Regions from separate parts of the Homo sapiens genome. Here region 2 is linked to region 1. Evidence: chromatin contacts called from ENCODE Hi-C or POLR2A ChIA-PET data. All regions are on one chromosome and are shown on one strand. The core of a region is the stretch at or near the end of the contact, and the rest is flanking DNA. Distances in the headings are between cores, read along the strand shown.

Evidence for each region. Hi-C counts contacts between places; a loop is a spot of excess contacts on that map. ChIA-PET counts read pairs that join two places held with the same protein, here RNA polymerase II (POLR2A). Pooled maps may share reads with other maps.
Region 2: a loop to region 1 is called in a pooled map, with 4 times the contacts of the local background. The contact joins the promoter of TAF9B here to the enhancer-like site in region 1. A Hi-C loop is called at or near these places in 1 of 37 single-sample maps with no recorded cell type and 6 of 50 pooled maps. POLR2A ChIA-PET finds 5 or more read pairs at or near these places in 2 of 52 experiments (T-cell and activated CD4-positive, alpha-beta T cell).

Annotation. Positions count from the first base shown.
Region 1 is chrX:78,061,796-78,067,762 of GRCh38, reverse strand. No RefSeq gene overlaps it. Among named protein-coding and RNA genes, the nearest start is that of PGK1, 39 kb to the left of the region's middle. RefSeq lists an enhancer at 2,474-2,763. Within about 2 kb of position 2,687, at least 5 of the 41 ENCODE cell types and tissues checked have a DNase peak (open chromatin) inside an H3K27ac peak, as active enhancers do.
Region 2 is chrX:78,136,541-78,142,507 of GRCh38, reverse strand. It overlaps TAF9B (TATA-box binding protein associated factor 9b), which reads left to right and starts at 2,858. Exons shown (of 7, transcript NM_015975.5): 1 at 2,858-2,947; 2 at 3,584-3,665; 3 at 4,410-4,546; 4 at 4,625-4,759; 5 at 5,518-5,593. The coding sequence starts at 2,897. RefSeq lists an enhancer at 2,860-3,169.

The DNA.
Region 1 (5,967 bases), core at 1,438-3,937:
TTTTAAAACAAGTATGATAAAGAGTTGAGACCCCCCCCACCAACACACACACACACACACACAAATTCACTGTGTAATGGAGATAGTTTTACTGTCTTGTGCATCTTAAACATTGGCAAATGTAGGTAGTCTCCCCTCATTGGTCCTTCCCTCATCCCTGCCTGTCCCCTTAACATTTTGAGTGATAACAGGCATTGTTCCTGTTCTAAAATGTAGAAATGAAAGCAAAAGAAGCCCAAGGTCATATACCACGTGTCTAATGGAGTTGGGCATAATAGGGAGAAGGTGAAAGAACTAAAATAACTAGAGATGCCTAGTTTGAAATAGAGAAGGTTCAGGGGCTAACATAACTGTATCTTGGCAACCATCATCCACCATTCACTATTTCTGCAGAACCTCTTCTTCCAGGCCTCTGTACAAAGAAGGCCAACTGCTTCTTCTAGATTTTTATTTATTTTTTATTTTTAATTAATTAATTAATTATTGAGATAGAGCCTCACTCTGTTGCCCAGGCTGGAGTGCAGCAATGCGATCTCAGCTCACTGCAACCTCCACCTCCCAGGTTCAAGCAATCCTCCTGCCTCAGCCTCCCGAGTAGCTGGGATCACAGATGTGTGCAACCATGCCCAGCTACTTTTTGTATTTTTAGTAGAGACGGGGTTTCACCATGTTGGCCAGGCTGGTCTCCAACTCCTGACCTCAACCAATCCGCCCGCCTTGGCCTCCCAAAGTACTGGGATTACAGGCATGAGCCACCGTGCCTGGCCTTCTAGAGTTTTTGTTTTGTTTTGTTTTGTTTTGCTTTGTTTTGTTTTTTGAGACAGAGTCGCACTCTGTCACCCAGGCTGGAGTGCAGCGGTGCAATCTTGGCTCACTGCAACCTCCGCCTCCCAGGTTCAAACGATTCTCCTGCCCCAGGCTCCCGAGTAGCTGGGATTACAGGTGCGTGCCACCACGCCTGGCTAATTTTTGTGTTTTTAGCAGAGACAGGGTTTCACCATGTTGGTCAGGCTGGTCTTGAACTCCTGACCTCTTGATCTGTCCACCTTGGCCTCCCAAAGTGCTGGGATTATAGGCATGAGCCACCACACCTGGCCTAGATTTTTAAGGGAGGAGAGAGATGGGGGACCAATAGCCAGACAGACCCTAACTTCTCTATCAAGAAGCACAGCCATCACTTTTTAACTCGGCCTCAATTCCATCACAGAGACAGGCCCTGGGCCAGGAAACTCCATGTAATCCTAAAACTCCAACCTATAATCCCAACAAGGAGATGAAAGGCCCATGACAAAAACTTCCCATAATCCCAAGTAACTTGCCCCTAAGGAGAGAATGTGCTTGTGGTTCTCAATCCTGCCTGAACATCAGAGTTATCTAGGGATACTGGGCCCCATCCCAGAATTTCTATTTTAAAACAAACAACTTGGGTATGCAGCCCAGGTTGAGAACTAAAGCTCTTAACCCAGTAGTTCTCAAACAATAGCATGAATCAGAATCATGCTGGAAGGCTTGTTGAACTGTGAATTGCTGGGCTCCACCGTAGAAGCTGTAGATTCACTTGTCTGGAGAGCAGCCCAAGAACTTGAATTTTCATCAATTTCCCAGGTGATGTTGATGTTACTGGTTCCAGAGACCACACTCTGTAAACAACTGGCATAACCTATCAGAGTTTGGCCTTGATATCTTTTTTCTTTTCTTTTCTTTTCTTTTCTTTTCTTTCTTTTCTTTTCTGTTTTAGACAGAGTCTCACTCTGTCGCCCAGGTTGGAGTGCCACGGCATGATCTTGGTTCACTGAAACCTCCATTTCCCAGGTTCAAGCAAGTCTCATGCCTCAGCTAGTAGCTGGGATTACAGGCATGCGCCACCATGCCCAGCTAATTTTTGTATTAGGTTATTGCAAAAGTAATTGTGGCTTTTGCCATTAAAAGTAATATTTTTAGTAGAGACGAGTTTTCACTATGTTGGCCAGGCTGGTCTCGAACTCCTGGCCTCAAGTGATCTGCCTGCCTTGGCCTCCCAGAGTGCTAGGATTGCAGGCATGAGCCACCGTGCCTGGCCCGGCCTTGATTTCTAACAATTCCCATGGCTTCCTCCTCAGTTTGCCCCTGCACCAAATCATTGCTGAGGATATTAGAACTAACCCCAACCCTCAGTTATCAAGTCAGTCTCTACCTTGTGTATCACTACAGAAAATAATCAGCTCACAACCCTCCCAAGGTCACCACAGCTTAAGCAGAGGGAAACACAAACACACACATCCCTCAAGCTAAATTTTCCCCTCAACACTGAAACCTTCACAACTGGCTTCTGAAGAGAAGGGCTGACCCATCAGGGAATAGCAGTCTTTGACCTCACTCTTTCACTGGAGCCTACATAATACAGAGTGCACAGATTTGTCAGCAGTCAAATCAAACACTTTTCCAGCAGGAGATAAACTTAACTCTGAGATCAGAAACCTCATCTTGTCACACTTACGAGGTTTATCATACCTCATGAGAACTTCTGAGTTTCTTTCCAAGGCTGATGACCCCATTGCTTTTGCCAGCATCCTTCAAAGGCATTGTGAACTTGTAGACAGGGGCAGAGAATAAGGGTCTGTGGAAAGCTCAAAATGTGTAATGGAGTCATAGTGAGAGTTTAAAAAAAAAACATGACTCATATGGAACTCATGACTCACTCTCATGAGGAGTGTGACATTCCTTCAAATAACGCCTTATACCATCTGTGAAAAGGGACTTTAAGAGTCTCAGTCAAAAGCTCATTATAGGCCAGGCACAGAGGCTCATGCCTGTAATCCCAGCACTTTAGGAGGCAGAGGTGGGTGGATCACCTGAGGTCAGGAGTTTGAGACCAGCCTGGCCAACATGGCAAAACCCCATTTCTACTAAAAATACAAAAAATTAGCTGGGCATGGTGGTGGGTGCCTGTAATCCCAGCTACTTGGGAGTCTGAGGCAAGAGAATCGCTTGAACCCGGGAGGCGGAGGTTGCAGTGAGCCGAAATTGCACCATTGCACTACAGCCTGGGCAACAGAGCAAGACTCTGTCTCAAAAAAAAAGCTTGCTATAAAGTGTAAATAGCTTATTTTTTAAAAAATATTCTAGGCTTTCTCTGTGGAAGTGGAAGGAATGGATACTTCCATTTCCACCCTTGGCAGTTTTTTGACAGTGCTACTATTTAGCATTAGCGTGGGAATGGAAGAAATGAGAAAGGAGGTGACCCAGGGTCCATACTCTAGTCTAAGGGATCTAATGGAACTTGATGCCCAGAAAAAGCACTTCAGAATTGCTTAGCATTGACAATTTTCAGTCTTGTCACACGATTTTCCATGACGTTTTACAGAAGAGAAAAGGAGGCCCAGAGAAGTAGTGAGACTGGAGGACAGGAGAGTTCCCTGACTCCCTCAAGGGACTTGCAAGGGTGTGGGTGGGGGGACTCATTTTGCTCAAATTGACCTCAAACCCCTTGAGGGAGGGGGAGCACGCAGGTGAGTGGGTGCAGGAGCCAGGTCAAGTGCCTTTAGATGCTGGCAGGAACAAATCCTGTACCAGCTTGCAACAGTGTCTAGCAGTTGCCCATGACCTCTGGAGCCCCAGAAGATGTGCGTTATAAATAATGCCCTTTTAGCAGTTGCCATCTGTGGACAAATGGCTTCCCTGAAGCCTGGCCTTCTTCCTGCTCCATCCCCCTTTCAGCTCCCCTTCTGCTGAGGGCCACTTCCACTGCTTAATAAAGTCTTCACATTCAACACTCTTCAAGTCCATGTGACCTGATTCTTCCTGGACACTTGACAAGAACCCAGTTACCAAGAGGGTATGTATGACTGAAATTCAAATCCAAGCCTCCTGACCTCAAATCCAGTGCTCTTACCACCTCAGCAGAGGTGGTGCAAAACAGAACTTGATGCCTGTTCCCCAAAGGCTACTGCATAGACTGTGGGTAATTTGAGCCCAGAGTTCTGTGTAGAATTCTACCTGCTCCTTTTAACTGCCTGCTCCTGGCATATCTGAGGTGTGGTGAAACCCAATCAAGAATGACTGCAGTGGTCAAAATGGAAATTAACCCTAAACTTGTATATGCTGTCTTAGAGAGTTTATTAGACTGAGCTTGGAATTACATTTTTAAAGCATTATAATAACTTGTATAGCAGATTTTGCACAGTAGTTACGGCAACACCCATCTTGGGATGTATGTGGGGACCTCAAACTCTTAAGAAATGCTTAAGCTGCTGGGTATGGGCAGAAAGGTATAAGTATCAGGGATCAGAGGCTTATTGGGCAATATTAAAATAAATGCTTGTCTGCCTCTATGTAATGCCAGTGTCTATGGTGGAATTTCTGAAGTGAGTTACTTTGAAGAAAAAATTATTTTTTCTTGATCCCTCAGTCTCTAGCAATGCTATCTATTTCTTGGTACCATTCTGAGAAACCAAGGACTTCTTCCCATAATGCCCTGTATATTGCTGGGATGCAATCAAGAGTCAAGGAAAACAACATACCTGTTAGAAGCTCTTGGTACATGTGATGGTTAATACTGAGTGTCAACTTGATTGGATTGAAGGAGGCAAAGTATTGATCCTGGGTGTGTCTGCGAGGGTGTTGCCAAAGGAAATTAACATTTGAATCAGTGGGCTGTGGAAGGCAGACCCACCCTTAATCTGGTGGACACAATCTAATCAGCTGCGAGTGAATATAAAGCAGGCAGAGAAATGTGAAAAGGCAAGACTGGTCTAGTGTCCCAGCCTACATCTTTCTCCTGTGTTGGATGCTTCCTGCCTTCAAACATTGGACTCCAAGTTCTTCAGTTTTGAGACTCAGACTGGCTCTCCTTTCTCCTCAAGCTTGCAGACAGCCTATTGTGGGACCTTGTGATCACGTAAGTTAATAAACTCAGATATATATATATATATCCTATTAGTTCTGTCCCTATAGGGAACCCTGACTAATACAGTACACTTGGTACACGTTCCTGTTGTTCCTCCTTCTGTAGTCAGATTTTTTCTAAAATAAGGACCTTCTCTTGGGAATCTTCAAAGCCTTATGATGGTTGCTCTCACATATCAATCAGCAATCAAGATGATTGATTCACATATCTCTTCAGACACCTCTTAGGACATGTGGCCAAAGGCAAGAAGCATTCTCTTCCTTTTCAGATTTCATCTTTTTCTCCAGGCTCTGGGGAGCTTCTTCGCAAGTGTCAAAATCCTGCTTGTCATGTGTTACAAAAGCAAACAGGTTTCTAATGAGATTTCACCTTCTGCCCATTACAGATTCCTCCAGATTTCTTGCTCCCTGGAAGCTCTTGGGGTTGCTCAGCTGGTTCAGGCCCTGTTTTGGGAGCAGTTCCAGCAAATGTGCCTAGAATTGCACAGTTGACTGGTAGAGAGAGGCCTGTCTTCCCCTCTTTCCTTCCTGAAACCAGTGTGCTACTTTTACCTCTAGGTTCCAGCTGTGTTCAAGTCTTGTGACCAGGCTGTCTCACCTTACTCCTTTCCCATCTGACCCTTTAATTCTACCACAAATTTGGCTGCCTATCTGAAGAGATTTTCCATTTTGTCCACATTTAGTTTGGTTTAGGGTACAGAATTTGTTTTTTCCCCTAAAATTATCCCCAAGAGAAGCTTGCGAGGAGACTGAATCCTTAAACTGCCATGCAATCAACAACTGATTTGAGACAACTACTATATAGAGGGAAGAAGAAACACACAAAAACCCAGTTACAGGGCCAGCCCTTGGCAGAACTGAGAAATTTCTAGCCAGGTCTTGGTAGTTTAACCTTCACATATCTCTATTGTATCAGGGACCAAAATTGCCTTCTACCAGGTATGTCACCCTCCAGAAACTTGGGGATGCACCTCCCTTTGATAGCCCAGTGCTCCTCACATTTTTTTTTTTTTTTTTTTTTTTTTAGACAGAGTCTCGATCTGTCTCCCAGGCTGGAGTGCAGCGGCACAATCTTGGCTCATT
Region 2 (5,967 bases), core at 1,609-4,108, 75 kb before region 1:
AGTGAAATAAGCCAAGGACAGAAATACAAACATCACACGTTTTCACTTATTTGTGGGATCCAAAACTCAAAACAATTGAACTCATGGACACAGAGAGTAGAAAGATGGTTACCAGAGGCTGGAAAGGATAGTGGGAGGGTGGAGACGCAGGTAGGTTTATGTGTACAACAAAATAGAAACGATGAATAAAACCTGGTATTTGCTAGCACAACAGAGTGACTATAGTCAATAATAACTTAATTGTAAATTTTAAAATAACTAAGAGTGCAATTGGATTGCTTGTAACACAAAGGATAAATGCTTGAAGAGATAGATACCCTATTTTCCATGATGTGATTATTTCACATTGCATGCATGCATCAAAACATTTCATGTACCCATAAATATATACACTTACTATATACACAGAAAAATTAAAAATTAAAAATATATATAGATAGCCGTTTGTCTTATATTTACATTCCTTTTAAAAGTCTTATATTTCTGTATATGAAGAATACACAATACGACGTACAAAATTTAAATGTGCAAGAGTTAAATTGTTGAGGACAGAAATATAATGAAAAATATTGTCAGATTTTCTCACACATATTATTTAACTTATCCTACTATTAATTACTACTAATGGCCACTGTTTAGTCCTAGTGTTTTGTTTAAATAGCACTTATGTAACAGAAAATAATACATAAAAAACATATAATTTCAAGTGAACACTTATTCTTAAGTAATGATACATATGGACAATTATTTATAATATGTTATGGGTTTTCTTCATCTAGCACATCTATGTCCTGGGTTGGCTCTCTGAAGGTTGGCCACCCTAAGACTATAGTACCATTCTAGTGGGAGGAAAAATATATAAACAAGATACTATTTGTAAATTGCACAGAATAGAAACTGATAAACAATGGTGCCATCTGTGAAAGTGACATCAGTGGCTGGAACAGGTGAGAGAGGCTTTCTTTTACTAGGGTATTTTAAAGTAGTCTTAAATGTTGTACCTTGCAAATATACCACGTATTTTTATTTTATTTTATTTCTTTTTCTGAGATGGAGTCTCGCTCTGTCGCCCAGGCTGGAGTGCAGTGGCGCAGTCTCGACTCACTGCAACGTCCACCTCCTGGGTTCCAGCGATTGTCCTGCCTCAGCCTCCTGAGTAGCTGGGACTATAGGCGTGCCCTGCCATGCCCGGCTACATTTTGTATTTTTAGTAGAGACAGGGTTTCACCACATTGGCCAAACTGATCTCAAACTCCTGACGTTAAGTGATCCGCCCGCCTCGGCTCCCGAAGTGCTGGGATTACAGGCGTGAGCCACCGTGCCTGGCCCCCACCTATTTTTAAATGTACCTTGCAAATATTCAAAAGCAAGGGACTGTTACTAGTTTTACACAGAGGTTGGCCACAGTAAGAGTGGAGAAAGGCACTAGCTCAGCGTGGGAGCACGTGCTCTCACTGGAAACAATGTATTGAGAACACATGGTTCTTGGTTGGGGGGAGTTCCTGCCCAAACTTCAAGATGGCGGCCAGGTGGACTGCTGATTCTGATGAGTCTGATGAGGTGAGCTGCGCCACAAAACTGAAGGACCCGCTAAGCCTGGGAAATTAGTATGTATTTGTGTAAGTGTTTGTGAGGAGAGCCACTGGAGGGTTTTAAGGAAAATAATGATTGGATTTATGACTGAAAGGTCCGTCTAGCTGTGTAAGGAATGTGGGGGGACACTATTTGGGGAGCATATTTCTGTAATCTTGGTAAGGATGTTGGCTTGGACTCGTTAGCATAGTAGCACTGGATGGAGATGTGGAGACATGGATAGAACTTTGGGAGGTCACCCGGACAAGACTTGTTGCTAGGTTGAGTGTGGATTGTGAGGGAAAGCGCCAACATGGCTGCCTGCTCCGTTTCTGGCCTGGGTGAGTCACGGTTCCTGTTCCTGAGGGAGAATCCTAGGGCGTTGGTGGATGTGGAGGGTAAGAATGAGTTATCTGCGACATTTTAAGCCAGAGATAGTTAACTGATGCACATTTTTTGAAAGTCACTGGGGCTGGATGGTAGGTTCTCACGAAAAGTCATTCGGGCTGTTCTGTGGGTGAGGGGCTGGGAAGGGTGTAACTGGGAGGCAAGGAAGGGTCCTGTGTTGGCCTCAGCGGGGAGACAGGAAGCTGCTCCAGGGCCAAGAGAGGCTAGAGGGTCTCTAACGGGCCGAGTGAAGGCTTTAGTTTTTCATCAGTGTGAAATGGGCAGCCACGGTAGGGCTTTGAGTGTGACAAGGGCTGACCAAAGTCTTGCTGTGGGGAGAGCAAGCTATTGGGTAGGATTGTCAGATTTAGCTAATAAAAATCCAGGACACCCGGTTAAATATGAATATCAGAACAATTATTTCGTAGCATAAGTATGGCCTGTGCAAATCTGGGATATACTTATACTAAAAATGTATTCCTTGTTGATGTGACATTCAAACGTAACGGGTCCAACTGTGTTGGACCAAGCAGCCCTAACACCGACTGGGTCTGGAATTCCGGGAGGCCGAAAGGGGCAAAGGTGGTAGCCGTGGAGGTGTGAGGAGGGACCCCCGCAAAGGTGAGGTTGGCCCACTTGGTGCCCTTTGCCGGGAAACAACTCTGGGAAGTCGAGCTTCTCGGCCCCTCTACTTCTTTCAGGCCCCAGCAGGCTCCATGGGGAAGGATTACCTGCCTCTTCCAATACTGAACTCGGGCACCCCAGCGCGTCTCTTCCCCTGGCCAGCGGCTTGCTGAAACTCCCGCCCCCGGCGGCTGGCACGTAACCCCGCCTTCCGTTTCCCTCCTCCCGCTCCCCGCAGGGGTGGAGCCTGAGCGAGGAGCCCGCGAGCTCTCCTCTCTCCTCTGTCTCCGCGGATGACGAGTGGCTGGATAACATGGAGTCGGGCAAGATGGCGCCTCCCAAGAACGCTCCGAGAGATGCCTTGGTAAGTGCGAAGGATAAGCCGCGGATCGCGAAGCCAGGTGCAGCCAGGGACCTGCGAGGCGGGGCCACGCTGAGGGCCTGAGGGTCGGCTCGCACGCTCGTTTCAGTCTAGTCAGGGCCGTCAGGAGGAGAGGGTGATGGGGATGCGCCCTGGCCCCCGGGCCCCTATCTCGCCGCTTGGGCCAAGTCTTGCCAGAGGGTCGCGGTCCAGTGGAGCTTGCGGAACGGCTGCCCAGCTTTGTGTCCTGGGCTTCGGGCCCCTGCCTCCCCCTCGTCTCTAGCTATCTGCCAGCCCTGACTCCGCGTCCAGGGTTCTGATGCTACCTTAACCCGCCGCCACAGCCAAAAATGACAACCAGCTGGAGCTACTTACCTCTGCTGGAGAAGCCAAATTCTGTCTTCTCTTTGCCCCACACCCCGCCCCCAACCCCGCCAAAAAATAAAAATAAAAGTTTTCTGCAAAAGCGTACTATGCGATTTCGTGTGATCACTGACTCACTTGGGAGGGCAAGGGTGAGTAGGACTTTGGAGCCCAAAGAAGGGGAACCTTGTATCATAAATATAAATACTACCCTTCAGTGCAGCCTTGATTTCCAGTACCAAATTCTGCATCTGGTGTTTTTATTTGAATCCACAGGTGATGGCACAGATCCTGAAGGATATGGGAATCACAGAGTATGAACCAAGGGTTATAAATCAAATGTTGGAATTTGCTTTCCGTAAGTTAATGAAACACCAAAAACTTGCCTAACTTGTGAACTTGAAAAGATATTTTTATTGTAAGAACATTTTCTTTTATTTTCTTTTTTGAGACAGGGACTCGCTGTTGCCCAGGCTAGAAGGCAGTGGCGCGATCTTGGCTCACTGCGGCCTCCGCCTCCTGGGTTCAAGCGATTCTTGTGCCTCAGCCTCCCGAGCTGGGACTACAGGCACTTGCCACCACGCCCGGCTAAGTGTTGTATTATTAGTAGAAAGGGAGTTTCGCCATATTGCCCAGGCTGGCCTCGAACTACTGACTCAAGTGATCCCCCCATCTCGGCCTCCCAAAGTGTTGGGATTACAGGCGTGAGCCACCGCACCCAGCCTTGTAAGAACATTTTCAACCAAATTATGTTAACAGTATCATAGAATTCAGCCTAAAGAACGAAAGGAGCTCAAGCTAGGGGACAGTAGTATTCACACTGTGATATCTGTTTAAAACTGATCATATAGACAGGACAATTACTTATTAAAATCAGCATTTAGGCTGAGCACAGTAGCTTACACCTGTAATCTCAGCACTTCGGGAGGCTGTCGCGGGGAGGCCAGGAGTTTCCTGGGCAACATAGCGAGACCCTGTCTCTACAAAAACCCACAAAATTTATAAACCGTCTACAAATTAGTGGAAAGTTTTATTAAGACAAGTAGCCATAAATATTAAGCTGTCTTCATATGTTTAAGAAAAGATTGTTTTGTTCTTATAGGTTATGTGACTACAATTCTGGATGATGCAAAAATTTATTCGAGCCATGCTAAGAAACCTAATGTTGATGCAGATGATGTGAGACTGGCAATCCAGTGTCGTGCTGACCAATCTTTTACCTCTCCTCCCCCAAGAGATGTGAGCAAACTTTGATTTGAAGTTATTTTTACTTACAATTTTTAAAACTGTAGTTCTAATAAGGATTTTTTTTTTAAGTTTTTACTGGATATCGCAAGGCAGAAAAATCAAACCCCTTTGCCACTGATTAAGCCATATGCAGGACCTAGACTGCCACCTGATAGATACTGCTTAACAGCTCCAAACTATAGGCTGAAGTCCTTAATTAAAAAGGTAAGAAATTTTAGTCAACTTTTCTTTTTTTAAAAGGTGGAATATGATAGGGGACTTTGTGAAAAGCAAATTCCTGTAGCTAGTATAGTAGATTAAAGGTTAAGATAACTTACTAGAATTTTTTTAATTTTAAAAAATTTTCGAGCTAGATGGAACTTTAGTGTTCATCTAACTCAACAGTCATTTTTCACATCAGGAAGCAGGGCCTGAACTCATTTATGAAGTTAGTAGCAAAGCTAGGACTGATTCCAAGCCTCATAACTCCCAGTCTTTCCACTATATCATAGTTTTTTAGTGAGGCCTAATAACAGAGGAAATGATACCATCAGGAATTAGGCCAGCTTTCTAAAATATGACATAAAGCTCTCCCACCACTGAAAAAGTTCTCCCCATAATAGGCTGCCTTTTCTGAAGTTCCACTATAAGAGTTTTATTCTTTTTTGGGTTAAGAAATTGACCAGTTAAGATTAAAAATCACAAAGTAGTTACAGTCTTATTTGAATGGGGATAACCGCTATCTTAAACTTTAATACTGCATAAGATTTTATACGTATTCATATCTATTTTTATATAGATAGAGATGTATATATGTTTATACAAACCCCAGATTAAATGTTGGATTTAGAACACTGAGAGAACAAAAACAGGACTTTCTTGCCATGGATTATCCATAATCATTTACATCAGCAATCCTAATTTCATTCCTGGTAAATTTAGGTGTCACATCTTAACATTAATTTGTTTTTTAAATCCCCTAGGGACCTAACCAAGGGAGACTAGTTCCACGATTAAGTGTTGGTGCTGTTAGTAGCAAACCTACTACTCCTACTATAGGTAAGTGAGAGGAGACAATGGCATTTCTGGCTGGTAAAGCAGTGCCTCAGCACTTGGTTTTGAACTATAATGCAAGTCAAAAAGTGAATCAGAAATTCTTGTGTATGTGTTACTATTAATAATTTTACTCATCCTCTAGTAAAGCTATAAACATACATGTTACTGGATTTCAAAATGAGAAAGCCACAAGGAACGTCTGATCTCAAATGAATATAAAATTGGACATTGCCCCCATTGTTGTTGGTATAAACTCTGATACCAAAAACAGGAGTTTACTCTTAGCTGTGTACTTTACGCCTTCTATAAGGTGCCACACACACTTATGGCAGTAGACTACTTATTAGAAATTTAAATTTCCAAATACATTGATGAGA